Regions from separate parts of the Mus musculus genome. Here regions 1, 2, 3, 5, 6 and 7 are each linked to region 4. The links are chromatin loops, found by intact Hi-C in ENCODE. Cell type or tissue: left cerebral cortex. All regions are shown on one strand. Region 1 has its middle 19 kb from the start of Gm39441. Region 2 holds the start of Fam20a (family with sequence similarity 20, member A). Region 3 overlaps Prkar1a (protein kinase, cAMP dependent regulatory, type I, alpha). Region 4 has its middle 15 kb from the start of 1700023C21Rik. Region 5 has its middle 12 kb from the start of 1600015H23Rik. Region 6 overlaps Rgs9 (regulator of G-protein signaling 9). Region 7 overlaps Gm45916 (predicted gene, 45916).

What was found. Peaks named below come from ENCODE experiments on the same cell type or tissue, not always from the same donor. Only the 100,000 strongest peaks of a DNase experiment are listed, where the experiment ranks them.
Region 1: a loop joins it to region 4, with 4 times the contacts of the local background. A loop is called at or near these places in 16 of 42 quality-filtered maps.
Region 2: a loop joins it to region 4, with 6 times the contacts of the local background. A loop is called at or near these places in 6 of 42 quality-filtered maps.
Region 3: a loop joins it to region 4, with 8 times the contacts of the local background. A loop is called at or near these places in 38 of 42 quality-filtered maps.
Region 5: it touches region 4 in a loop (5-fold over the local background); 7 of 42 quality-filtered maps call a loop at or near these places.
Region 6: a loop joins it to region 4, with 4 times the contacts of the local background. A loop is called at or near these places in 17 of 42 quality-filtered maps.
Region 7: a loop joins it to region 4, with 14 times the contacts of the local background. A loop is called at or near these places in 34 of 42 quality-filtered maps.

What each region holds. Positions count from the first base shown.
Region 1 is chr11:109,314,747-109,318,746 of GRCm38, forward strand. No RefSeq gene overlaps it. Among named protein-coding and RNA genes, the nearest start is that of Gm39441, 19 kb to the left of the region's middle. In left cerebral cortex, a CTCF peak has its summit at 2,360 (motif pointing right); a DNase peak (open chromatin) is centred at 2,361.
Region 2 is chr11:109,720,663-109,724,662 of GRCm38, forward strand. Fam20a (family with sequence similarity 20, member A) reads right to left here and starts at 1,576. Exons shown (of 11, transcript NM_153782.2): 1 at 650-1,576. The coding sequence starts at 1,053. In left cerebral cortex, a CTCF peak has its summit at 1,535; DNase peaks (open chromatin) are centred at 491, 877 and 1,597; H3K4me3 peaks cover 2,029 bases; H3K27ac peaks cover 1,895 bases.
Region 3 is chr11:109,668,383-109,672,382 of GRCm38, forward strand. Prkar1a (protein kinase, cAMP dependent regulatory, type I, alpha) reads left to right here. Exons shown (of 11, transcript NM_001373913.1): 11 at 1-1,281. It also overlaps a transcript of Fam20a not described here. Among named protein-coding and RNA genes, the nearest start is that of Gm39443, 16 kb to the left of the region's middle. In left cerebral cortex, a CTCF peak has its summit at 2,180; DNase peaks (open chromatin) are centred at 1,908, 2,194 and 3,525; H3K27ac peaks cover 1,545 bases.
Region 4 is chr11:109,858,918-109,862,917 of GRCm38, forward strand. No RefSeq gene overlaps it. Among named protein-coding and RNA genes, the nearest start is that of 1700023C21Rik, 15 kb to the left of the region's middle. In left cerebral cortex, a CTCF peak has its summit at 1,892 (motif pointing left); DNase peaks (open chromatin) are centred at 1,429 and 1,882; H3K4me3 peaks cover 227 bases; H3K27ac peaks cover 686 bases.
Region 5 is chr11:109,329,772-109,333,771 of GRCm38, forward strand. No RefSeq gene overlaps it. Among named protein-coding and RNA genes, the nearest start is that of 1600015H23Rik, 12 kb to the right of the region's middle. In left cerebral cortex, a CTCF peak has its summit at 1,766 (motif pointing right); a DNase peak (open chromatin) is centred at 1,754; H3K4me3 peaks cover 830 bases.
Region 6 is chr11:109,242,470-109,246,469 of GRCm38, forward strand. Rgs9 (regulator of G-protein signaling 9) reads right to left here. Exons shown (of 19, transcript NM_011268.2): 13 at 3,984-4,000. Among named protein-coding and RNA genes, the nearest start is that of Gm39440, 25 kb to the left of the region's middle. In left cerebral cortex, a CTCF peak has its summit at 2,259 (motif pointing right); a DNase peak (open chromatin) is centred at 2,361; H3K4me3 peaks cover 316 bases.
Region 7 is chr11:109,444,069-109,448,068 of GRCm38, forward strand. The region is part of intron 1 of Gm45916 (predicted gene, 45916); the gene reads left to right. Among named protein-coding and RNA genes, the nearest start is that of Gm45916, 6.0 kb to the left of the region's middle. In left cerebral cortex, CTCF peaks have their summits at 747 (motif pointing left) and 1,703 (motif pointing right); DNase peaks (open chromatin) are centred at 682 and 1,715.

The sequences.
Region 1 (4,000 bases), 540 kb before region 4:
TCTTCTTCTTCTTCTTCTTCTTCTTCTTCTTCTTCTTCTTCTTCTTCTTCTTCCTCCTCCTCCTCCTCCTCCTCCTCCTCCTCCTTCTCCTCCTCCTCCTTCTTCTCCTCCCTCTTCTCCCTCTTCTCTTCTTCTCCTCCTCTTCCTCCTCCTCTTCATCTTCCTCCTCTTCCTCTTCTTCTCCTCCTCCTCCTCCCTCTTCTCCCTCTTCTTCTCCCTCTTCTTCTCCCTCTTCTTCCTCTTCTCCCTCTTTTCCCTCCTCCTCCTCCTCCTCTTCTTCCCCTTCAATTCACAGACTTCAGTTAGTGTTCCCCATATACACATGTGTATATGGTGTAGGGCTATCGATACATGTCAATTCTGTTGCCAAGCAGACTACTCATGGCACAATCGGTCAACTGCATTTCACTGTGTGTCTTAGTCAGGGTTTCTATTGCTGCACAAAACATCTGACCAAGAAGCAAGTTGGGGAGGAGAGGGTTTATTCAGCTTACACTTCCACATTGCTGCTCATTGCCAAAGGAAGTTAAGACTGGAACTCACACAGGGTAGGAACCTAGAGGTAGGAGCTGATGCAGAAGCCATGGAGGGATGCTGCTTACCAGATTGCTTCCCCTGGCTTGCTCAGCTTGCTTTCTTATAGAACCCAGGACTACCAGCCCAGGGATGGCACCACCCATGGTGGGCCCTCCCATCCTTGATCACTAATTGAGACAATGCCTTACAGCTGGATCTCATGGAGACATTTCCTCAAGGGGGGCTCCTTTCTCTGTTGACACACAAAACCAGCCAGTACAGTGGGAGAACTATACTTTCTGGCAAGAAGCCATGTCTGGGTCAGCAGGACAGCTCGGTGGATAAAGGCACTTGCCATTAAGCCTGGCATGCTGAGTTCAATCCCAGGAACCAATGTAATAGAACAGATTCTTACATGTTGTCCTATGATCACATGAATGCTTGGGCATATGTGTGTGCATGTGCATATATCTATGCATGCATACAAATAAGTATCATCCCCCCCAAAGCCAAAGACTTTGGCCATCTTGATAGGTGTAAGGATATAATCTGTGGAAGTTGTGCCCATATGGTGGTTACCAAAACAATATGGGTGGCTGGCCACTGTGACACAATGCCTTTAATTCCAGCACTTAGGTGGCAAAGGCAGACAGACCTCTGTAAGTTTAAGGCCAGACAGTGAGACCCTGCCTCCAAAAAAAGAAGAAATTGATAGGCTGGGGAATGAGACATTTAAGCCAGGCTGGCTTCCAAATATGCCTGATATGGATCTCATTGTATCAGAGTCAGCACCTGGAGGGAAGATGTCTTGATAGACAGACAGCTGCCACAAGGGCTCAAGGAGATGCCCAAATCTGCACTGATGTCAGGTTCCTTTTCTAACATCCTTCCAGGGCAACTTTCAGTGGCAACTGTGGCTTCTGGAGGTGATTCCTAGTCTGTGTAAATGGGAGCCTGTCCTCTGCTGAGCAGCAGAACCCAGTGTCCTGCTAACTGAGGAGTGACAAGGGTGGATAGAACAGACCCACCCTTTGTGACAAAGTGAGTCATAAATAAATGTACTGGAAAGTGTGAGAATTTGATGTGAGAAATCTGCGTGAGGTGTGTGGTACGTGCAGTGGAGAGTCCCAAGACAAGCCAGCTCCGTGACTTTTATGGAGGATTCAGCATAGAGTCATTCATGTGGCTATGATGTCACTGTGGAAGGGCACAAAGCAAACTCAACAGTGAGGAAAGGCACACAGGACCATCTAGAAGCCATGTTGAATACAAGCTTCCAAGAGTCTTTGCTCAGTGGAATCAGGCAGGATACAACTCAACCCCTGGCCGATGGGTCACATAATTGTGAAATGTCTATATGAAAGGTTTTCAGTATCTTGGGCCTCAGTTTCACTGGGAGATAACCATAAAGGCACAGTGCGCATGCCATAAACCAAGACTGCAGACTCCCACAAGGAATGCAAATGTTCAGCATTACACTAAAGGTCTACACAACAGTGTAATGCTTACTGGAAGCTCAAGGAACCCCCTAAAATCAAAGTGCAACCTACCTCCCCATGCACAGCAGGGATGGTTTGGCTCTGAATGGAAGCAACTCAACAACAGCTGAAGAAAAATGATGCTTGGGACTAGTCTGAAATACAAGAGCTAGCTGAATGTGGTAGCACACACTGATAATCCCAGCAGCAGGCAAGCTCATGAGGAAGAAACAGGAAGGTTGGAAGGACCTGCTACATAGTAATCTAAAGACCTCCCTGGCCTGAGATCCTGTCATTAAGAAAGGGGACAGGAAGGGAAGGGTAGGAAGCAAGTAGCGACGGAAAGATGACACAGAGCCTTCCAGCAGAGGGAGCCTCAACAGCAAAGTTGGAGATGCAGAGGCAACTGTGCAAAAGCTGGGTGGTTTGGAGTGTCTGGAGGTGGATATAGAGGAGACAAAGTGAAAGCCCAATTTGATGACATTTTACTACCTATCGCTTGTCATTTAGTCTTTTACTTTTTCTTGCTTATACTTAATAAACTCACTCATTCCGGGACTGAAAATATGGCATCTGTAGATCCTTTTCCAGACTGTGCATAACAATACACCAAAAGTATTTTCCCTTCAGCTATTTTGTCATCCGCTTGCCTAATCAAGTTGGTCCATAGCATTAGTTATCATTACAGTACCTCTCAGTGTAAGGGATGGCCTGCTGCATCACTAAGCAAAGACCAATTCATTGTGATCGGGTTAGGTTCTGCCCCCAGGCCTCAGGAGCCACACTCAGGAGTTCCTGTGGCCTCAGCATTGCCATCTCCATGAGTGACAGAGACTAAGAGAAACACAGTCACCCTAAGGAAGGTGACGATTAGTGTCCTTCCAGAAAACAGGTGCAGTCTCCTGGGTCCACCATGAGCCCGGGACGGACTAGAGTCTGAAGCTGCTAAGCGTCAGAGAAAGCCAACCACGGAGTCAAGGCCAACACCTTCATTCCTTCCTGTCACCTCAGTGGTGGGGGCAAGTGGGAGAAAACCACAGACTGAAGATGGTGGTCAGACTTGAGTACTTCAGCTTGAAAATCAGAAGCAACAACTGGCAATCTGAGGTGAGAACTATTCACATTTCTGGGTAAGGAAAAAAAAAAGTGAGGCAGGAAGTCCTCGGATGGCAGCCATCAAGCAAAATACAAGCATCATTGACGAGAAAAGATCCAGACACAACAGATTAAACACAGGGTCTGCTGTTCATTGATGTGTGACATTGGTGATGCCACTAACCTGCTCCAAGTCTTGGGCTCTTCATCAGTAAAATAAGAGGTGTGGTTGAGCATGCTCCAAGGTCCTATCCAGCTTCTGTTCCTGCAGAGAGAATGGGAACTACCAAGTTGCAGAGCATCAGCAGCAACGGCATGCTTAAAAATGATGACAGAAGTCATTGTTTTTAATAGCTGAATAGTACTCCATTGTGTAAATGTACCACATTTTCTGTATCCATTCCTCTGTTGAAGGACATCTTGGTTCTTTCCATCTTCTGCCTATCATAAATAAGGGTGCTATGAACATAGTGGAACAAGTGTCCTTGTTATATGTTGGAGCATCTTTGGGTATATGCCCAGAAGTGGTATTGCTGAATCCTCAGGTAGTACTATGTTCAATTTTCTGAGGAACCGCCAAACTGATATCCAGAGTGGTTGTACCAGCTTGCAATCCCACCAACAATTGGGGAGGGGTGTTCCTCTTTCTCCACATCCTTGCCAGCATCTGCTGTCACAAATGGCTGGAACTAGAAAATATCACCCTGAGTGAAGTAACCCAATCACAAAAGAACATGCATGGTAAACACTCACTGATAAGTGGATATTAGCCCCAAATCTCAGAATACCCAAGATACAATTCACAGACTGAGGCCACAGGAACTCCTGAGTGTGGCTCCTGAGGCCTGGGGGCAGAACCTAACCCGATCACAATGAATTGGTCTTTGCTGATGCAGCAGGCCATCCTATAC
Region 2 (4,000 bases), 140 kb before region 4:
CTAGGCCTCCAGCCCCCGAACCCCGAACCCCGAACCCCTTTCTCTCCAGTAGCCTCAGCCCAAATCATCACAATAATAAAAGATGATAAATTGCCTTCAGTTTGGAACATTGCCTAAACACCCGACAGGCCCTGTTTAATGAGCAACAGGGATTGGCCGTATCAGAGTTTGCTCCAGCTGACCTCTTTGGTCTCCAACCCTGAGCAGAGGGACAGGGACGGGGGGGGGGGGGGGGGGGGAAACTGGGTCTTTGGGATATGACAGTCAGATCTGACCAAAGAGCAGAGCTGAGTGTCGCCAGCCCTGCTCTCTGTTTGCAAAGTTCATTCTGGAAAACAGCAGGCCCAGAGCAGCTGTCCACAGCAGGACAGCGCGAAAGAGGCCCGAGAAAGCATTGGGACCAGGAAACTGACTGGCTAGAGAACCCAGGAACTCGAGGGGAGTGGCTGGGAGCATTTCTTTGCTGTTGCTCAGAAATCTAAGGCCTGCTACAGCTGGTGGGCGTCCAGATGGGGATCGAAGCCTAGTGCCAGGCTGTGACGGCAGAGTGAAGTTCCCACAGCCCAGGGTGGGAGTGGACATGGGTAGCCAGGACCTGGAGGGTCATGCTAGGGAGTCCGGTGCTGGGGTTCCTCGGAAGGGTTCTCACCTGTTCCAGCGGGCCACCTTCCTCCGGTAATACCGCAGCGCCTCCTGGCTGGCCAGGAGCCAGTCTTCGGGTCCCAGGAGAGGCGGATCCTCCAGGACTTGGTAGAGCGAGTGGGCGAAGAGGGCCTGCAGCTTAGAGCGCGGGGCAGGGTGGCCGCGGCTGGGATGCTCAACCCGGGGCAAAGCTCCTGAAAAGTTGTGCGAGGCTGTGCCAAGGTCTCGGGAGGCTGCGGCTGAGTGTAGAGACGCGGAGGGGGCGCGGCCAGAGCACGGGCAGGCGGCGGGGCGCTCGCCCGGCCGGAGCTGGCGCTGCACTTGCGGCCAGAGGTGGAAGTAGAGGTCGGCGGAGAAGAGCGCGCCCAGGAGCAGCAGGGCCAGCAGGCGGTCCCTGCGCAGCCCGGGCATGGCCCAAGCGGACACCCGGGAAACACTTGGGGTGCAGACGGAAGAAGCTCCTGGAGTCCGGAGGAGGCTGGAATGCTCACACAGGGGATTAGCTCTTCCTGGAAGGGTGTCTTCCCTGAACTTGGGGACCGCGTGCAGGAAGCTCACAGTGTTGACAGCGTCGTCTTTTCTTGCCCAGTAGAGAGGCAGGGTTGGGGTTCCCTGGCTACCCGGTTGTTATTTGAGTCTCTTTGCCCTGTGACCCCCTCTGCCAGGGACCGCTCAGGTGGGGAGGTCCCGTGGAGGAGTGCTGGCTCTGGTGGCCGTGTAGAGGGCGATCACTGGAGGGAGCGCAAAGGAGCTCTCGCCCCCTAGGAGGAGGCTGGAGAGACTGCGTAGCCCGGGGCGTCTCTTCCAAGGATGCTGTCTCTCCGCAGCTGCTGAGACAGATCCAGCGGCTCCTCCTGCAGGCGGCAGGGACTCCTGTGCCCCGGGCTGGCAGGAGCGGAGGGAACGCAGAGTTGACAAAGCAGGGGCGACTCAGGGCGAGCTTGTCTTTGCGCCTAGACTCCTAGAGGCAGAGGTAACGCGGAGCCTCCCCGCTGCCTGGATTGGCCTGGCGCCCGCACCTCCGCCCACTCTTAGCTGGCACCTGCCTCTGGCATAGCTTGCCAGCCAAACTCCCAATCCCTTTGCTGCCGGCTCTGCCCTTCCACCTTGTCATCAATCCTCTCCTCCGGCTCCTCCTCTTTGTCCCCACTTTCCTTGCTCAGGGCTCTTCATACACATCCTGGTGAGCCCAAGAGAGGTGGACTTGAGCCTTTCATTTCCATTTTTAGGGTTTTTTTTTTTGGGGGGGGACAATGCAAACCCTTAAAAGCCTTTCTTCTGTAAGCTTTGCCAGATGTGTGTCTGGGGGTTTGGATTTCATTTCTCAGCATACTCGCTGCAGGGCATAAACTGGATTCATAGCAACCAGCACATAGTAGGCACTTGCTCTGAAGATACTCACGTGGTGCACAAAAATAGCTTGCCCTTTAAAAAATAAGAGCCCCTCCCACTCCCCTTAACCTAGAACCTGGGTGATTTCCTGTTTGGATGGAGTTTGACTCCAAATCTTCCAGTACTTTGAAAAGAGGAAATGGCAGGGAGGGAGGGGCCCCAAATGACCCCACTCCGAACTCTTGAATGTAGCTTGGTGTGAAAGTAGTCCACCCAAATGAATCACTGGAGGACCCGCTTACTTAGGCTTTCTCCTGATATCCTGTGAGGTCATTTACACTTCTCCACCCCGTGTTCCTTCCTTCTGAGGATCAGGGGAGGGCAGCCCTGAAACCTTGGCTTTCTCTGTTTTATAATTTGGGAGCATAGTAAATGCGAGTCTGCCTGGAGAGGTGGCCCCACCCTGGAGAATGTTCAGGAAAAGACTGTTTCCCCCCAGCTGTTGCCTGCCTGGGCAACAAAGCGCCTATGTATGCTAATTTCATTGGTTAAGGATCTCCAGGTTCTTGCTGGAGTCTCCATTCTGAGACACTGTAGCTTGTGGGTTAACACTGGAGTTTTCCCGGCAGTTGGTCAACTATTTCTTGTGGCAGCTGCTGTCCTCTCATCTTTAGATAGAAGTGCGTGTGTGTGACCGTGTGTGTGTGTGTGTGTGTGTGTGTGTGTGTGTGCCCGTGTGTGTGTGTGCCCGTGTGTGTGCCCGTGTGTGCCCGTGTGTGTGCCCGTGTGTGTGCCCGTGTGTGTGCCCGTGTGTGTGTGTGTGTGTGTGTGCTTGGGGAGATCAGATGTCAACCTTGAGTGTTAGTCTTCAGGAGCCACTGATCCACACTGATGCTTTTAAGGCAGGTTTTTTCTCTGGGACCAGATTGACCGGCCAGTGAACCCTAGAGACCGTCCAGTCTCTGCCTCCCTATTGCTGGGATTACAATCGTCTGCCAGCACACTAGCTTGATTTTCATGTGGGTCTTGGAGAGTAGTCTTGTGTTTGCACAGCAAGAAGATTACTAATTGAGTTATTGCCTAAGCATCCTGCAATGAGAATTTACTCCATGAGCTCATCGTGAGGCTTAAAATGAGTTCAAGTATACATAGTGCTCAGAATATCCCTAACTCATGCCAGACAACTATGAGACAGGGTTTGGCTGTAGCGAGTACTTCTGGTTTCTTGTAAAGCACTAGATCAGATTGGAGACTCGTTATGGTTTGAAACAAACAAACAAACAACGGCAAACCACAGAAAAACACTGGAAATACAAAACACCAGAGAAAAGGACTAGATTCCTTAAGACTGAGTCCAACTAGGAAACCTCAAGACCCAGCATCCGCAGCCAATTCCCAGGAGCCGGACGAGGTCAGAGCCTTTAAGAGACCTGTGGGGCTTGGACTTATTTTTTTTTTTTTTAAATCTAGCATTAAATTCTAACAGGCGGTCAGTTTCTGAGAGACTTTGCAACTTTTGCTTTGTCTAATTAGGCATCACGGCCCATAGACTAAAAAGCCAGGTAATGATCAATGGTGCCTTATCGACGATAAGAAGCTCTTGCATGTTTCTAGACTGATAAAGATGCCGTAAGCCCCGTGACTTTGATTATCCCCAGCCAATGGGCTCATGCCTCCTCGGCAGACATTTTCATCTGGCTCCAGTAGAGTAAATGCTCTTTCTAACTTGCTTGAAGGTTATCTGAACGTACATACCTTAGAAAGGTCAAGGGCATGGAAGTCAGAGATGAAGTGAATGTGAAGTCAGGGCAAGAGAGTACCATTGGTCACCCAGCTGCTGTTTTCAAGGTGTTCTCCAAAATCTCTTTCTTTTTCAGATATGAGCTCTGCTTCTCTGCTTCTCTATGTCTGGGCTCCCAGGTTCCCTTAACTAGCCTCAGCTACATATTTTCAATGAATGCTGAAGCTATTCCAAATGGTTTTCCATGACCTGTTGTTGGCTTCAGTTTCCCACTGGAAATCCATC
Region 3 (4,000 bases), 190 kb before region 4:
ACTCTGGGGAGTTAACCGTGGTTAACTCGTGTGATCTGCCCTCAGTTACAGACTAGGGCGTTGGAATTACTGAGAATAGACAAATAGAGCAAGCTCCAGAGAGAAGGGGATGGAGGCAGTGCTGCTGAAGGTGGATGGCGGTCAGGTGTCCAGAAGCAGGAAGCTGGGTCTGTCCCCTGGGTTTCTGTTAGGAACAGTGGTGGGGTGTGACCGTGTTGTGGTCTGAAAGGCCACCCCGCTGAGTCCTGCCTTTTCCTGTCTAACCTTGAATTTCTCTGGTAAACTTTCTTTATTGTTTTTTGTTTGTGTGTGTGTGTTTAAAGTAAACTTGTGTTCTTGACTGTATTTCAGTATTTTCCAGCCTTATGTGTTACATTATTCCAGTGATAACCCAACAGTTTATTTTTATTACTGTTATTTTTTAAACAAAATTCACAGTTCGTAACGAGGCACACTTATCTTGTGATTTCTGTATAATGTCGGGTTCTATTTGGGAGTGACTGCGTTTTCATGTGTGTGCAAGTGGTTCTGATTAATAATTCCCTCCCTCCCTTTCCCAGTTAACTTAAATTGTTGGTTATGGTAGATTTTTTTCTTGGTAGATTGAAAAGCTTCTAGATTGTTACTAATTTGGGAAAAAGTTTCATTTAGGTTTTAGCATGGGATAGAAAGCTACCTTGTTGCCATATCTAAAACTTCCATAATCTATATTAAATGAGGGTTTTCTGTACTTACTTTGTGGTTGGCTATCTTTTTTTATATTTAAAAAAATAAAAATTATGTTACTAGCTTAAAGCTTAATTTGATATTTGTTTAAATGCCAAAAATGTATGTATGTGAATGATGTAGAACGCCATAAAATGCATTTCATGTGTATATACCCCCTTGGTCTGTACGGAGATAAACACCTGCTTTCTAAGAGTTCCATGCTAGCTTACAAGTTACGCCCTTTTGTCGTTTTACTCTTAGACTTTTCAAGATAAGTCTAAATTTAAAAATTACCACATTTAAAGCTTTATCTTTGTGCAATTTAAATATCAGTCAGAAGTCGTGGTTGGCATACTGTGTCTTTGTGGACTCTTGGCACCATTGTCTCTGGATGGGTGGGCGAATTTAAGCAATCTGCTGAGAAAGCAGAGCTGGCCAAAGGGACAGTTGCTGTTTCCTGGACACTAGTCTGATATACTCTGTGCTAATCTAATCGCTGTTCTTTTGTTACAGACTGTCTCAATGGTAGGTCACAGAATAAAAAAGATGAAATAATTTAAATTCTTAAACGAATCAGTTTTTCTTCCTTTCTTCCTTTTCTTCCTCTGTTTTTCCCCAAAATTTCAGTGGGAAAGAATGAAAGTGAATTTTGGGATTAGAATTTTGAAAAAGTAATGTATTTATTTTTTTTTAAAATACATTCCAATTCAGTTTGTCAAAGGGTGGATTTCAAAACCTTGCTTTTATGGGTGTGGGACAGACTCACTAACAAGCTCTGGAAGGGGAAGGTTCTGTCCAAAGCCATGGCGTTGTTTTCACAGGACAGACCTGTCTGTGTGCCTTAGGGCTTCACAGACTGGATTGGACTCCTGGTTTTACAAGATCCACCTGTAGCTGCTTGAGGATCTTACACATCAAGATTTGTTTCTGTTTCTTCCTGGAGTTTGAAGAGTGAGCACATGAGTTACTCTGGTGATAACTGGGATCTTCACACGCAGGGAAGCTGGAGTTAGTGCTGGAGAGTGGCTGAGTTCTGCTGCTTAAGCTCTGCCTGGCCAGGTTCAGAAGTCCCTTCCTCTCACCAGCTGCATGTCCTTCTTTTAAAACTTGGCCCAGGATGCAGTTTACTGTTGTGTTGACATTCTGAAATTGAATTAGCACAATGGCAGTGGCGTCACTTTGTCTCCAACCTCAAAGATTTGGACCCTTTGTGAACTTTGGCAAAGCCCTGCCAGTGCACTTCCGGGTGGACCAAAACCATGCTAACCATTTAATTTGCCCTCCATCACATCTGCCAAGGGGAAACACAAATCTCTCCCTTCTTACATTTGGGGTATTTCTGTAGAAACCATCATTTTTGTGTACATACACAGCTAAAATTTGTTTCTTGGCATAACTTTAGAACTGTGACATCATCATGAGTCCCTGTAAGAACAAGAAGTAGCTTTGTGATTTTAAAAAAGTCACCACTAGATGGAGAGCTTTTTCTTTATGCTCAGCTTTGCCAACCTCAGATGAGTCGCAGCTGTTTCTCAGTCTGCAGATCCTGCATTTGCGTGTCTCCCTACTTGGTACAATGTAAGTGTGACCCCGAGACTGCCACACCAGAAGCCCTCTGGGACCTGAGCTGCACTCGCAGAGAAAAACGTGATTATCCCTTGCCTTCCCACCCGAGGCTGAGTGAGGTCTGCCTCACCTCATCTGTGGCCATGTCACCTGGGGGCCTCCTGCACCACGCTTGTGTGGGGGCCCTCGTGCCTGCTGTTGATGAGGTCACTCGGTATTTAGAAGGCCTCCCAGGATAGTGCTCATGGGCTGACTCGCGTTCCTGAGTTTGAGAAAGCTGTCTCTTACTGTGAACGTGCAGCAGTAGACAGATGCAGTGTTAAAGAACCAGCAATGTAAAGACATGATCTTTACCACACAAGATGAGATTCTGTAGTAATGGGTCAGTGAAGTTAGACTAGAGAATCCTAAGAACCTGACCTCATACTTCTCCTAGGGGCAGTAATAATTTACCAGTTAAGAGGCCAGGAGTTTAATAGGACAGAATTGCTCCCTATAAGAGAATTGACTTATCCTTAGATAGGTCCAGCATTTGGAGAATGCTGTGGCATATCCCTCCAAACTGATCCCTACCAGTTCACACAGTCTTGGTTTTTTTATTTGCTTGCCAGTGGTAACATGGAAAGTTTTCACATAGACTCAGAATATTTTTTTTCCCCATGGGAAGTTGAGCAATGATTCAGAGTGCGTAAGCTGTAAGAACTCCACACTCTGAGAATGGAATGTTTTTGTCTTCTGGTGCTTTTGAAAAATGCTGCTCTTAGCTTTATGTTGTTGTTGTTAGAAAAACAGATAGTTAAAAGTAGCCTATATAGTTATCCATCATAGAATCAAGCCGAGTTACTTTGGTTTTGAAATGTAAAGCAGATTTCAGAGTCTCGAGAGACTGGTCTGCATCAGGGAGGCCATGTTGGAGATGGACTGCAGCTCGCCCGAGCCAGGCTGGCTGAGAGCCCCAAACCATCCTTTCTTTGATCTGACAGTGCCTGTCCCCCCCAGCCCCCAATCTTCAGTGTGGCTTCCTTGTGCTTCCCAGACATGGGAGAAGAGAAGAAACAGTTGATGTTGCTGCAGGAAGCTGCGCCTCACAAAAGGGCCTTCTTGAGAGGGAAGTCTTTAGAACCAGTTTTCTCTGGTAAAGAGTTGACTTTGCTGTTTTTTCTCCTGTAGCCCAGCCCAGCCCAGCCCAGCCCAGCCTTCAACTCTACACTCTTTGTTTCAGCCACTCAAGGGTGGGGATTTGCTGGAATGAGTCACAGCACCCAGCAAATTTGACTTCACAAATGGGTGTGATGCTATACATTTTGGAAGAAGTCTAAACCACAAGATGATGTGGTTTTGTCTCTTGAGAGCTATAGTTCTCATCCTTACACATTGGAGGAGGGGCATGCTCGTGAGGGTTGCAGACCTATGTCTTGCAGGGTAGTGTCTGGGACTGGCAAGGCTCTAGGGTGAATAGAGGCAAGGTTATTTCGCAAACTGGGTTCTGGGGTTGTGTGCCCATAACGTGGGGTGCTAGGATGAATCAGAACCATCCACTACAAGACCAGCATGGTGACTCGTGCCTTAATCCAGGCACTTGGGAAGTAGAGGCGGGAGAATCAAGAATTCAGGGCCAGCCTGGTGTACATGAACTCCAATCTCAGAAGACCAAAACAATACTACCTGTTCTCAGTCATCCTGTCTGTCCTTGGACATATGCACAAGTCTGAGTGACATTGCTGGT
Region 4 (4,000 bases):
GTAAGGGGCTCCTGGATGCCTGGCCAGAGAAGGGAGCTCTAGCAATAAATCCTTTACCTAGTCACTAGTCATCTCTGTTAGCAACAAGTATCAATAGGTCCAGAGGCCTGCAGCTTCTGCCCTCAGAGTAACTTAAAATCAAGATAGGTAAATGCTATTATAGAAAGCAACCCTACTCTCTCGCAAGATCAAGTCTTGCCCCTGCCAACACTCTCCAGCACCACACACCTCACTACCTTCAAGAGAGAACCAGAGCTCCAGAGCTGGCCCCCAGAACATATATATGCATGTATATATGTGTGCATATGAGCATATGCATATGCATGTGTGTGTGCATGAATATATATGCCTTTGTGTGTGTATGTGTGTGCCCTTGCACGCCGGTGTTTGACATCAAATGTGTTCCTTTTAACCTTTAATCTTCCCTACCTTTAGAAAACACAATACTTTTATTTCTTTTGTGAGAATCCATCCATGCATACAATGTATTTTGATCACCCTTCACTCCTTCCCCTAACTCTTCCCAAGTTCTTGTTTTTAGCCACTGGTTGCAGTTTGAGCTGCCCACATACTCATGGGTATGGGCAATCCACTGGAACTTAGGCAACCTCTCAGAGGCCACACCCTTAAAGAAAAATGGAGTCTGTCACTCCCAGAAGCCATCTATTGCCCATGCTCCTTAGTAAGTGGTAGGCTTGTGAGTCCCTCCATGCTGCAATGCTGACTGTCGTGGTCCTGTGCAGGTCTTGTACAGGCAACCACAGCTGCTGTGAGTTCACCAGTGCAGTGGTCCTACCGTGTCCGGAACACACATTTGCTCCGGTCCTCCCTGACCTCTGGCTTTGATTCTTCCAAAATATTCCTTTATGACTGATGTAGCAAGATGCCTATGAGTCCACCTTAGTATTTGAAAAAGGGTCTCTAACTGAGCCTGAAAGTCACTGTTCCAACCAAACTGGCTGGTTAGTAAGATCCAGGGATCTTCTCATCTGTACCCCCCCGCACCCCCCCCCCCCGAGAATCATGGGCCATGCCAATTCAATGCCCAGCTTACATGGGTGCTGGAGAATCCGAACTCAGGTGCGCATGAGGAACACCAAGTGCTTCACCCACTAAGCCACGCCTTCAGCCCCAGAAGCCATGGCTTCTAACTCTGGCATTGACCTTACTCCTGTATCTGGTTCTGTTTGTTTCCTCATTAAAAGCAGAAATGTAAAAACCTGAAGGCATTTTAAACCGTTCATACTGAGATCACGTGACTTAGAGAAACCCATGAATTAAGACGTTTTGAGACCTGTGGCTAAGTTCGGGGCTTAAATGACAGGGTAGAGTTCTGACGGCCAGCAGATAAACCAAACGGTTGCACAGAGGCACAGACAGATCCTGTCCCCCAAAGGATTGTGGGCAGCAGACATCCTGGGCGCAGCCTGAGTCATATCCGGTGTGCAAAAACATGCAAGTAAGCAGGCTACAGATCTTGGGTTTGGGCGACCTCAGTCTTTAGAGCAACCTCGATGATCGAGAAAGAAAGAAAACACAGCAAGGCACAGCTGTCTTTTACTGTAGGGAGAATTAGAGAAATGGGATAGTCAAACTTCGACAATGACACCCCCCCCCCCCACGCCCTTTCCTGCTGGCCCAGGGGTTTCCCATTTCCCTGGAGGAATTTGTGGGACTACTTTTAGCTTCTGCAAGGGAGGCGGCGTCTGAACAGGGACTTTTCTAGACCACAAAGACTGTAAACTTGCCTTTACTGGCCCTCAGCAATCTTCTTGGCTTAAATTGTATGCCTCTGCAGCTGCTTATTCATTGCTAGCTTTGAAAACCCCTGCAAACACGGCTCTGGATCCGATCTTTTCTCCAGAGAACCTGGCTCGCTGGGATAGAGCAGGAGCGCCACCGTGTGGCTGTGTGATTACTGCCGATTCTTTTTGGATGAGATAGGATGATGGGACTGGCTCATTTTTGTTACAAGGAAAGCAGGGCATCAGGGCCTAAGTGGGTCTGTGGCATCCCAAGATGATTTTAGTAGGATGTTGGTACATCACTTAGGGATCTCCAGAGAAGCAACTCATGCATATGTGGGTAGTAGCAAGCATGAAACTAGTGGGATGGGCTGGCCGACTGCAATAAGCAAAACTAGGGTTACAGCTCTTATCTATGTATCCTATCCTGTCTGTCCATCTGTCTGTCCTATTTATTGTGGATTTTTACATTTATCTTTATTTTTACATATTCACAGGTGTGTGTGTGTGTGTGTGTGTGTGTGTGTGTGTGTGTGTACAGGTGCCCACGAAGGCCCAGAGCTGGAGTTGCAGGTGGTTTTAAGTCAGCCGACATGGATGCTGGAAATCAAATTCAGGCACACAAGAGAGCAGCATGCTCTCACAACCACTGAGACATCTCTTCAGTCCCTAGGGTTACCGTTTTGAAGCAATACCACTTTGTAAAGAGCACTTCATGTCAAGTGGGTTTTCCCAGCATCAGTTATGAAGCCACTGGAGAACAAGTCACTGGAGTTTTATAGCAGGAGGGATAAGATGTACTAATGATGTAACAGACATTGATATGTCTTTCTTTTTTATTTTTTGCACAAACCCATTAGACTTGAATGAAGGGCTCAGCTCATCAGAGACTTTCCCATGGAACTCACATGTGCATCTTCTTTGGTTTGAAACAGGTGGTCCTATATGCATTACTTCCTTTGCTCTTTGCTGTGGCTAAATACTTGGAGAAACAAAAGCTCCTTTCTTTTATTTTAGGTCACTGTTTCAGAGGGTTCATCCTGGCTTTTAGCCTCACATGCTTGGGTAGAATATTATCCTGGGGGGGGGGGGCTCAGTGGAGGCTGTTCTTTGATTCTTAGCAGACAGGAAACACAGCTAAGGGGATTTTTTTTTTGGGGGGGGGGACTGGCATATGTAATTGTGGCATAAGCCATGAAGCTTGGCAACCAAGTAAGGTTTTTTTTTTTTTTTGAGGATGGCCCACCACTTTGCATGGCTGTGACAGGTGAGCTCTGACAGGCATGGACCCCAGAGACGTCATCCCAGGATTGCTTCTCACCGATGTTATGACTTTCCCATCACTATTACATAGCCCAATGATTCCTGGGCACCAGCCCACCCAATTGGGCAAATTTCCTGCAGATCAACATGAAGATGAACTTTCATAAATTAGTGCTGTTTAGATGAATTAATGACTTTATAGAATTCCTGGTTTGATTCAAATAATTTTAGGAAGAAAGTTTAAGGAGACGGTTTTAGTCGTTTTGCCAGAAAGATGTAATATAGTTAGAATCAAGAATAGAATGTACCCACTCCTCATAGAATAGTAAAGGCTGCATAATTAGGAACACAATGAGCTTTCATAAATTACAGGAAAAAAAAGAGAAACAGGCTTGGGGCAGAATTGTGATCAAGGAAAAACATTCATTCTAGGTCAGGTGCAAGGATGAAGCCACAGGTATGCACCATGATAGAGCAAGGCCATGGGAAACTGTTGCTTTGAACTTATAATGAGCTTATAGAATGTAACACTGCTTTGAACTTACTACGGACATCCTTCTGTAACTCCTTTTTGTGTAACATTTTATCTGTGGGCTAATTTTATAAAGAACTTTTGTCTAAGGAGTTATAAAAAGGCTGAGAGGGAAAAAAATAGTGTGGCTGTTGTGGCTTTGCTCCATTCGCCAAATGTACATATCTGTAAATATGTGTGTGTATGTATGTGTCTGCATGTACACACATATGTAGGTATATGTGCATGTATGTAACTATGCATGTGCATTTGTGAAATTGATGAAACTGATGGTTTTGTGTGTGTGTGTGTGTGTGTGTGTGTGTGTGTGTGCGCGCGCGGGTGGGCATGGCTTACTTTTTATCCTATTTCTTTCTCTCTGGCTCATGAAGGGTTACTGAGCTCCTTGGAGCCTCTCAGGCCAGTCAGAGACGCCCCAGTCAAAGAGTAAAGAGCCCAAGTAACTAAGTTTCTTTTCTTA
Region 5 (4,000 bases), 530 kb before region 4:
CTTCAGAAACTGTACTGTCCACGGGACACAGCTATGTGGTTCCAAGCAAGAACTGACCTGGAACAGGTCTCTTGGAACATTCATGGTTCTCCTTCATGTCACCTTCCCTGACTTCACAATACCCTCACGTCCGTCAGGAGCACCCAGTAAAGCCTCCGCTCAGCCCTTTCTGAATCCATTCTTGGCGCTCCACACAGGATAAAGGAAGTATCTACCCATAAGCACTACCTCTATCCTTGGAGCATCCACCATGGCACCTGGGCTCGTTTGCGTTGTCAACTTGATAGAAACTGAGACCACCCGGAAGGAAGGGATTTCCACTGAGATTGGCTTGTGGGTATAATGGTGTGGCTTTTTCTTGATGGGCGATTGATGTGGGTGAGCCCAGTCCACTATGAGTGGTACCACCCCTGGGCAGGTGGTGCTAGGTAGTATAAAAAAGCAAGCTGGACAAGCCATGGGGAACAAACAAGTAAACAGTAGGAAATGCACAGCAGCCGGGCAGTAGTGGCGCACGCCTTTAATCCCAGCACTTGGGAGGCAGAGGCAGGTGGATTTCTGAGTTCGAGGCCAGCCTGATCTACAGAGTGAGTTCCAGGACAGCCAGGGCTACACAGAGAAACCCTGTATCAAAAAACCAAAGGCCAGCTAACACGGTGGGAAGCTTTAGATTGCTCCAGTAGCTCCGTTTAAGCTCATTTGCAGGTTGACCCTCCTTGGCAATCTGGATGCATCACAGTCCTGTTCCTGGGGCACCGGGAGTGGGGGTTGGTGTCACATCTGGGCAGATGCTAAAGGTATCTATCTATACTGCCTACCTTCAGCTCTGCAGCTAGCTGGCCCACAGAGCCTGGCTCACCCACAAACACATCACATTAGACAAGGGACACCTGAGGGTCTTTGTGGTGGGACCTAGTCCACCATCAGTCTACATCACTCGAGGCTGGGCACCTTTAAGCTGTCTTAGATGGGTCACGTTAGCCTGGGATGTCTTTAAGAAAGCAGTTACAAGCCTTTCACTTCTCACTGGTCCGTGAGCACACGGGTTAACTGTCTAAGAGGAAACAGCACAGGATGAGGTTGGTGCGAGGACCTGACCTTTAGACTCAAACCCTTTAGACTCAAACCCAAACAAGTTGATCCAGCCAGAGGAAGATGGTGACCATGGCCTTCTGAGCTATGTGGGTATTGTGGTCAAGGTATTAACCATGTTTTTACTCTCAAATATGGGTAACATATGGGTGCTATGAAATTAACACGTGGGTTTCAGAGTTCCCATCTTTGAGGCTGGTGGCAGGCTCTGTTTCTCCCACATTCTACCCAGCAGGTCCTGATTCTTTAGGGCCAAGAGGCACCTTTGGATACTTACACAGTGTTATCGAGCATCACACCAGACAGGGAGGACCGACCCAGAGGGATGCCCCTTGCCCTTACCCAGTCTTCCTTGGACACTCCACGGAGTGGATCCCCGCCCACCTGCCAGGAGGGCCAGGTGAGGACCTCGCAGTAGGTATCCAACCATCCTCCCGGATCCTGGATGAATTCACGACCACAACACGAATAGGAGAGAAACGGGAAACACCCCCCCCCCCCCCCCGAGTTCACAAGCCAAAACGAACCCCGAGGGGCAGGGCTGTGGCTGCCGCCTGGGGCCCATAGCATCTGCACTTGCAAAGCACTTGGAACCCACGCCAGCCAATCAGCTGGCAGCGCCGAGCTCACTTTAGCATGCCTAGCACAGACTCAAAGTACCACCAGGGGGCGGCATCTGGCTCCACCTGGACCCTGTAAGGAAACAAAATAGTCCAGAGGATTGAAAGTTGAGCCCCACCACTGAAGTCAGAGAAAGTGAAAGCGATATGTGAACTGACTCTGGCTCCCTGGTGAGCCTGTCCCTAAGTCACTGAGTAACTGTTAGCCATTACTTAAACTCCCTAATAGTTTGCATCCTCTTCTAAACTGAGAAAAGTCAGGATATGGAAATGACACCTGACTGGCGGGATGGCTCACCTCCCTGCTGGCCCTGGACCCCTGGATTTACTACCTGGGTGGAGGAGCTCCAGCAAGGATCACAGATAATAGCTGCGCGAAGAAGGCTTCGTTTGGTCCTGTTTTTTAAGCTCACGGAGAAAACGTATTCCTGAACAGAAAAATGCCTGGAACGTGCTGAATTCCTAGTAATATTTGTCCTTTAGCGCTTGGAACTCATCCTACACCTCACCGCAGCCGAACCCCACCCTCACACCACCTCCCGCCTTACCTGGTACTAGGGAGATTGAACCTAGAGTCTCTTGCATGCTAAGTTCATACTCATCAACGAAGCCACACTCCCAAGCCCCTTTGGGAAACACACACACACACACACACACACACACACACACACTAATATGAGGACTGTTGGAGTTCCGCCATCATTTAACTTGAGGTTAAATCTCAGCTGCTTTTTACCAACAGTCTGTGAGATATGGGATAATTAACCTCTCTGCGCCTTAATTCCAATACGACAAAATAGTCAGCTGACCATATTGATGTATATCTGTATTCCAGTAATTGAAAGTTGGAGACAGGAAGGACAGGGACTGAAAACCAACCTCAGCTCCATAAGGAGCTTAAATCTAACCTGGGCTATTTAAGACCCTGTCTCAAACAAACTAACAACAACAACAATAAAATAAAATAAAATAAAATAAAATAAAATAAAGCTAGTTAATGACAAACTTATAGAGTTATTAGGGGGAGATAAATAGGTAAAGATTCAGTAAATCTGAGTTGTCACTATTATTAATATTAAAACCATTAATAGTGGTATAGGAATGCCCACAGTTTGTAACACTAGCTAGATCTCAGACACAATGGGAATTCCGCAGGTCTGAGCCTAGGATTGTTAGCCGTAGACCAACCATATGCCCACTTTTCATTGCCAGGGCTGAGTACTTGAGCTGTGTAGGGCAGACACAGCTGATGTGAGAAGAGGGTTGGTGGACATTTTCCCAGGAAATGGATATCCCTTGGTTTATATGGGTCCCACTCCAGTGCAAGAGCCAAGTTCCTACCCAGCCCCAGGCCTCTTTGCACGTCGTTACAGGGCTGGAATAACAGCCTAGAAAGCCGACTCAGAAGCCGGGTTGACTCACAGGGAGATGACTTGGCAGACAGTCATGAGTTGGAGCGTCCAGCTCAGCCACTGACCTGCTATCCCCACAGCTGGGGAAATACCGCTTCACCCAGGTTATCAAATGTCCTTGAATTCAAACTTGAACCCCATTGGATGGGTTAAGCAATGTCATTTCAAAATCACTTTAAATCTGATAGTGTGTGTGTGTGTGTGAGAGAGAGGGGGGGGGTGCAACCCCATTCTTTTACTTTGCCCACGTTCCCTCTTTCCACCCCAACGGCCCCAACTGATTTATTTGCTAGAATTTCCCACTTATAATGAGACCCTCTAAACTCTGTTGTTTCTTTGATGGCTTTTGAAGCAGAATGTCACTATATAGCCCAGGCTTCCAGTCATCCTCCTAAGTACTGAGATTATGGGGTTTGGTTTTTGTTTTTAGAACTTTTTGATCATCTAGCTCTTGAATATTAATGCTATCGAGATTAGTTAAAAAGCAGGGCATAGAGACACCCACTTGGAATCCTAGCTACTCAAGAAATTGAAGAGAATCAATAGGACCCAGGGCCGTCTGGGAAGCATATTAAGACCCCATCTTAAAAACAAAAATAGGCAGAGACAGGCGGATTTCTGAGTTCAAGGCCAGCCTGGTCTACAAAGTGAGTTCCAGGACAGCCAGGGCTACACAGAGAAACCCTGTCTTGAAAAACCAAAAATAAAAAATTAAAAATAAATAAATAAATAATAAGAACAAACGATAAAAACAACCAAGGACTGTACAAGAAAAGCCCTTAGGCATGTAGGAGGAAGCAGTTGTATCAGGTGGTACCCACGGTCCTAGTAGTTAATAACATCCTCTTAGCTAGGGATGATAGCACAAACCTGTAA
Region 6 (4,000 bases), 620 kb before region 4:
GGTTCACTGCGGTGGGCCTGGACTGTATAAGAAGTGTAACTAAACACTAGCCTGGAAACAAGCCAATGAGCAGTACTTCTCTGTGGTTTCTGTTTCAGCTCCTGCTTGACTTCTTGCCTCTACTTCCCTCGGTGATGCACTGTGATCTGAAAATATGAACGAGGTAAACTCTTTCCTCCACAGGTTGTTTTGGGTGGTGGTGGTTTTTATCACAGCAGCAGACGGCAAGGTAGAACATGGTGTTCTATGAACCTTGAAGGCATCATGGAGGTTTGAATGAGAATACCCCCCCCCCATCCATAGGACCATCAATTGGAATACCTGGTCATCAGGGGGTATTACTACTTGAAAAGATTAGGATTTGTGGCCTTGTTGGAGGAAGCGTGTCTGTGGGGATGGGCTTTGAGATTTCAAAAAGCCCATTCCACACCCAGAGCCGCTCTCTTCCTGCTGACTGCGAATCCAGTGGCTGACTGAGCTCTTATCTGGAAGAACTCTCAGCCACTTCTCCAGCACCATGTCTGCCTGTAAGCCACCGTGCTCCCCACTGTAATGGTAAGGGACTTAACCTCTGTCAGCCAGGCCGATTAAATGCTTTCTTTTATGAGGTGTTGTGGTATGGGGTCTCTTCACAGCAATGGCATGCTGAGTAGAACAGAGGTTACAAGTAGCTCAGACACTGATCCTACGATTACACTGGCATGAGGAACCTAAAGCTGTCAAACTAAGAGAGGCATGTGTGGCATGGCAGCCACCGAGGGGTGGGCGAATAGGAGGTTAGTAATTAAGTACACAGTTTCAGCTTGAGACAACATCCTAGAAACCCAGACACATTGATTGCTCAGTGAACAGTGGCACTCAAATGGTTAAAATGGTACATTTTTGTGTTACATATATTTTACTAAGTAAAAAACAATTAAGGTGGGCACAGAGGCCTACCTGTAATCCTCCTACCCTTTGGGGAGGTAGAGGCAGCTGGATAGCCATATCAGCCATATCAGTGAGACCTGGGTTCAATTGAGAGCCCCTGACTTCATGACTAATGACTAAGACAGAGAATGACCAAAGAAGACTCCTGGGGTCAATTTCTCAGGCTTCCACACTCAATGGCAGACATGTGTTCAAGCACCTACATATACATGTATGCACTCACAGGAGTATTTATACACACTCATTTTAAAACGTTAAATAAACACCTTAAAACACATATAAGATTTCACTGCAGTATTCATAAAGCCCAAAGCCAAATTCAAGGGTTGGAGAGATGGTTCCATGGGTACAAGCATTTGTTGCTCTTTCAGAGGACCCAGGTTCAAGTCCCAACACCCACATGGTGGCTCACAACCATCTATAACTCTAGTTCTAGAGGACCAGCTCACCTCTTCTGGCCTCTGTGAGTACCAGACATGCACACAGACTTACAAACATACCTGCAAGCAAAACACCCACAGACATAAGTTTAAAAAAATAACCTAAAAAATCCCATGATGGATGAATACAGGTGGTACGCACAGACAATGGACCTGATACAGCCATAAAGAAGAGTGTAGAACACCAAGTAAGAAAAGGTCACACACTGTACGGTCCCCATCACAAGAAGCACGTGGAATACCCAAATCCACGGAGACTGAGGGAGAGGAGTGTGCAGCATGCCATGGTGAGGGAAGAACTGAAAATGACCTACCATGGGTAAGGCATTCCTCCCTGAGCTGTTACAGAATTAGCTAGTGTTGGCAGTTGTACGGTTCGGTGAATATATAAGATGACGCAAGACATCAAAGCCACTGGATTGAGCCCAGGGTGGTGGGCTACACAATTCTATTGCTTCAGAGACTGAGGCAGGAGGATCACGAGTTTGAGGCCAGCCTGGGCTACCCAGAGAGCTGCTGTCTCAAAACCAAACAACAACAACAACAGAACACTTGGAAGACAGAGGCAGGAGGACTTGGACGTCAGGTTCACCCTCAGCCACACAGTGAATCTGAGGTCAGCCTGGGTTATATGAAACTTCAATTTAAAGGTGGGGGTGGGGGTGGGGATGAATCGCATATGGGTCATACCTAAGTTTTAAGTTTTTAATTAAATAAGAAAACCAATGGTTTGTGTTCCCTGTTCATACATGAATCCCTCTGACGCTCCTCAGGAGACTGACTATATAATACGGTTTCAGAGATGCAAGGAAAATTTTCTAGATGCTTGCTTTTATCAAGGGATGCATGGCTGAAGCTCAGCATGCTACTTTACTTACTGTCCACTAGATGGCACCATTTCCACTTAGTCACGGGGCGCCGAGGCGCCCGCTCCTGTTCCATCCATCTTTCGGAGGGCTATTACATTTATGCGATTTGGCTTGCTTAGAGAGAATGATTTACAGCAAGCCATGTTCTAATGCAATGCTCTGTATCGGGCCGCCATCCAGACTAAAGCACGTCCAGTATGACTCGCTTCAGAAGCAGGGCCCCAGACTAACTGCTTTAGGGTAATCAGCCTTGGAGTCTCAAACCCAATCACGGAGCTCCCCGGTGATGGGAATGGACAAACAGATAAAATAAATCGCATAAAAGCCAATTTGTCGGCAAAGGTGGCAAAGAAATTGAACGTGTAATTGGTTCTAATCCGGCCTCAGTGTGTTCCCGGATGTTTCTCAGTGGATGAGACACCCAGAGACAGACCTCCTCCACTAAAGCCCGCATCCTCTGAAGGCTTGGAAGAAACCAGGGCAAGAGGTTACACTTCAATCACCAAGGAAGCTTTCAAGACCACAGCGACTGCAACTCAGTCCAATTAAAAAGGCATCTGGGTCCGGGGTGGACACGAGTTTAACATATCTGTGCAGGGCTGGAGATGGTTTTGTGGTTTAGCACTGGCTCCTCTTCCAGGATCGGTTCAATTCCCAGCACCCATATGGCCGCTCACAACCCTTTGTAACTCCAATTCTGGGGAATATGACACCCCTTCCGGCCTGGATGGGCACTGCATGCATATGGTATACAGAAATACATATTGGGGTGTGGGTGTGTGTGTGTGTGTGTGTGTGTGTGTGTGTGTGTGTGTGTGTGTGTAAAATAAAATAAATCTAAAAGATATGCATGGTTGGGTTGAATCTACAGAACATCTAAGCTAAAGGCAATAGGACTTCCAAAGAGCCTGGGAAGCTTAGCTTGTTCAGCTTCCTGGCCTTTGAAGATGTACTTAGGTGAGGGTAGAGGGCCAGAGGCCAGGGAAATGGGTTAGAAGAACTCTGGGCAATGAAATGAGGGAAACCAAGAACGGATGGAGAATTCCCTGGGAATTGTGAGTGAGGCTAAGGAGATTGTAGAAAAGATGTTAACATTCCCTGGTGCTATACACACACACACACACACACACACACACACACACACACACACACACACACACACCTCAGAATGCAGTGACTTTCTGAGCCTATGGAAAATGAAGGTCCTGGACCCAGGTTAGACTCTTACTCCTGGGAAAGCAGGAGATCCTGTTTAGACCTTAACAAGGTATGGAAGCACCCACTGCAAAACTCCTAAAAGTCTAGGCTGGCCATGAAAGGGAGAGTAACTTTTTTTAAAAGACTCGTGCTGGAAGGAGGGGCTGCTTAGTCCCTGAAGTCTTTGCCATGCACCCACCAAGCTGTGGGTTCGAGCTTCAGCACCCTTTAACACCAAGTAGAGGGTCTCATGCATGTTCCCAGCACTTGGGATGGAGAGTCAAAAGAACCAAGAGGTAGCCTGGGCTACACGTAATCCTGTCTCAGAGAGGAGGGAAGGGGAGGGAGAGAAGAGGAATTAAAAGAAAGGGAGGGAGGAAGGGAGGGAAGGAGGAAGGTAGGAAAGAACAGAGGTAGGGAGGGATGGAGGGAGGGAAGGAGGGAGGGAGGAAGGGAAAGAGGGAGGAAAGAAGGAAGGAAGGAAGGAAGGAAGGAAGGAAGGAAGGAAGGAAGGAAGGAAGGAAGGAAGGAAGGAAAGAGAACTCACCACTAAATTCCTTCTTG
Region 7 (4,000 bases), 410 kb before region 4:
TCCCATTATAGATGGTTGTGAGCCACCATTAGGTTGCTGAGGATTGAACTCAGGACCTCTGGAAGAGCAAGCAGTGCTCTTAACTGCTGAGCCATCTCTCCAGACCCTAGATACCATTTTTAAAAACTCATATAACAAAGGGGTTTGTCAATCAGTGAAAGATAATAAACCTCACTCATTCACATGGTTTAGTCTCTTAATAATGTTTTAATACCAGGGGCTATGTGCTAGGTCTTGTCAAACCCTTCAGGATATAGCAGAGACAAAAAAAGAAAAGTCTTCCCTAGTGTTTTTTTAGAGGAAGAGAGAGAAAGTAGAGGAAGAAACCAATGCTCTTATGGTATAGTCAGAGTAAAAGAATAGAAGCAAATTGGGGGTTGAGCCAGGGTCTCACGTGGTCCAGGAAACCTCGAACTTGCTGTAGTCAAGGATGGCCTTAACTCTTCGCCCTACACGAATGTACCATCACGTCTGGTTTTATGCAACACTGGGGATTGAACTCTGGGCTTCCTGCATGCTAGGTGAGCCTCATACCAACTGAGCCATGCCCCCCAGTCCCAAATATCCTTTTTAACAGGACAGTTAGGAATGCCTCCTTAGGGCTGAAATTTGGAATCAAGCAAATTAAAAGGATATAGCATATTCATACTGAAGGGAGAGATGGCTCAGTGGACACATGGCGGCTCCCAACCCTCTGTAACTCCAGGAACAGAGAGTCCGATACCCTCTTCTGGCCTCTTCGGGCACTGCATGTATGTGGTGCACGGGCGTACGTGCAGTTTAAACACCCCAGGAAACAAGGAGTGGGGATGGGGGAATTGATCAGTGGTCGGCATAGTTGTACCAGAGGAGAAAGTAATAGCACCATGTGGCTTATCTAGGGTTCATCCTTGAAGAGTTGTGGTTAGTGTGTGCTCTGAAAGGATCACTATGGCTGCTGTGTGGGAATTTTAGGAGGTGTCAGGGTGTTGCTGGAAGATCATTGTTATAATGCAGTTGAGATGACCTTAGCTTGGCTCAGAGAGAGAAGCAGGGATGGCAATTCAGTCGGATCCTGGATATATTTAGAAAGAAGAGCCAGGTGTCAGGGCAACAAGCCTGTAATCCCGGGGCTTAGGAGGCAGAGGCGAGGGGATTAGTTCAAGGTCATCCTTGCCTCGTAGCAAGTTTGAGGCTACCCTGAGCTACGTGGACCTTGTCTCAATAACACCTCCCAGAGAAATAAAACCACAAGCAAACAGACAGACAGACAGACAGACAGACAGTAGTCCTGATGGGATTTGCAGACAGCATAGGTTGGCGTAGTTTAGAAGAGGGGTCAGAGTGAGCTCACTGTGCTGTGGGTACTACACAGCAGGAGTTCATTCACAAAGACAGGACTAACAGTCAGGGGAGAGGAGGGACTTCATCTTTGATCCTAAGGAAAAAAGTTGCTAGGGTCCTTAACCTGTTTGTCTTCCTGAGTGGCAGGAAAGGTGAATATATGTGACACACACGCATGGCCCGGGTTGTGTTCGCTCTCAATACTCGTTGGCGATACGTTCTGGGGCGCCAGACTTGCTGTCTAAATTCCCCTGGAAGGGATCCAAGTGCACTGACGTCATTTGAATCTGGCTTTTAATGCATAGGGTTTTTGTTTGTTTTGTTTTTTGTTTTTGCATGAAAACTCAAACTGTTAGCCTTGTGTGGTTAGAATCATTATAAAAATGAACACCAGGGGGACCTAGTGTGCCTTGGTGGCTGGCCCACCTATTGGATATGGCAGACCTGTGTTAGAGACACATCTGTAGAGGACAGCCGCCCAATCCTCTGTGTTCTGTGTATCTCGAGGAGTGGCGCAGCCTGTAATGTGTTAGAATTGCCTTCGTATGAGCTGGGTTTGATGACTGTTTAAAGCTTCAAAGCAGTGGCTTCTAATCACGGGATGGCTTATCAATGAACTCCAGAATGTGGGAGCTTTTAAAAGTAAGAATCATGCCGGACATGGTAGTACTGGTCTGTAACCCTGGCACTTGAGAGATGGAGGCAGGAGGATCCGAAGTTCAAGGCTGTCCTTGGCTGGATAGTGAGTTCAAGGCCATCCCAGACAAGTCAGAGGGAGGGAGAGAGGGAGGGAGGGAGGGAGGAAGAGAGAAACTGAATTCTGATGATTTTGATTTTTAGTTTATTTTGGACAGAATACAGAATCTATGTGTAATATATACCTGGAAGCGACTTGAATTTAGCCGATTGAAACTCAGACTTGCGATGTATTTTCCATTTGATCCCCAGATATAATAATGTCCTGAAGCTATGTACTGCTGGGAGTGAAAACGATAACTCTGTGTGCTGGGACCACGGCTCACTTGGTAGAGTACCTGCCTAGCATACACCAGGCCTTGGGTTTAATCCCCAACACTCCCTAAAACTGGGCACAGTAACTATGTCTATAACCCCAGCACTGATGTGGCAGCTGGAGAATCAAAAGGTTAAGGTTATCCCCTGCTATATAGGCAGTCGAAGACTAGCCTGGGCTATATAAGACCCTGCTTCAAAAAAAAAAAAGAGATAAATTGCTAAAGGGTTTGGAAACATAGTATAAACACACACATTTGTCTCAAAAGGGCACATAACCTTAGCAACTAGACAGAGGCACACATCCTACCTTTGTACAGAAAGGACATGGTCTAAATACAAGGACAGAAAGTAATGAGCTGAAGAGAGTCATCATGGAAAAAAAAATCAGTTAATTAATGCATTGGCAACTGCCTGATCTTGCCTGACTTTCACACCTATGATCTGAAAATTACTTTGGTGAGGGTCTGGAGAGATTGCTCAGTGGTTAAGAGCACTGGCTGCCCTACCAGAGGACCCAGGTTCCATTCTGAGCACCAACATAGATGCTCACAGTGTCTGCAACAACAGTTCCAGGGCATCTGACAAGGTCTTCTGGCTTCTGCAGACACTGTACGCAAGCCACACACAGACAGACACTCAGGCACAACACTCGTATGCATAAAATACAATGGAAATGTATTCTTTTAATGCGTGTAGGTATTTTGCCTGCATGTATGCCCGTGCACTGCATCTCTGCCTGCTGCCCTCAGAGGACGGAAGAGGACATTGGATGCCTTGGGACTGGAGTTACCGTTTGTTGTGAGGTGCTGTGTTGGTGGTGGGACTCGAACCTGGGTCCTCTGGAAGAGCAGCCAGTGCTTTTATTTGCTGAGCCATCTCTCTTGTACCAAAATAATACACGTTTAGAAAAGGGACTTTGATGATCCATTGTGCATTTGTGGGGGTGCACATGTGTAAAGGTGGGCTCTCCCGTGCTTGGGTGTGTGGATGTCAGAGGTCAGGATCGGGTACCTTGATTTATTTCCCGCCTTATTCTTTTGAGGCAGGGTCTCTCACTGAGCCAGGGGTTTGCTCTTTCAGCTCGACCAGCGGGCAGCTGAGCCGCACTCCCCCACCCAAGGACTGAGGTCACAGTGGGCTTCTGTGGTTAAACTCAAGCCGTGCTGCAAATGCTTCACTCTTCGCTGTCTTTTTAGCCCCTATCGTGACTCCTGAATTTTTTATTTTAGTTTGATTGATTATGCTTTCTTTTTGAAGACTGACTTGGAACTTGTGACAGTCTTGCCTCAGCCTCCCATGTGCTGGCGTTACGGGCGTGAGCCACCACCAGGAACAGCAACACCTTTCTGTCTGTCAGAGCTTAGTGTTCAGGGCTGGGGTGCTCAGAGCCATTGCAATGTTGGAGACACATGGAGCAGGGATAAGAGACTATGGTGGGCAGGCAGCTGAATTCATTTTTACTCTTGTAGGTGACAGGACCCAAAGTGCTCCCCAGGGACCTCACTGCCTGGTGCTACCTCCACTTTGTAATTCACTGTGTAGAGCAGGGTGTCCTTGAACTCATGATCTTCTTGAATTTGTCTCCTGGGTTCTGGAATTATAAGTGCATGCTACCAAGTCTGGCACCAAATTTTGCTTGTTTCCTTCCTTCCTTCCTTCCTTC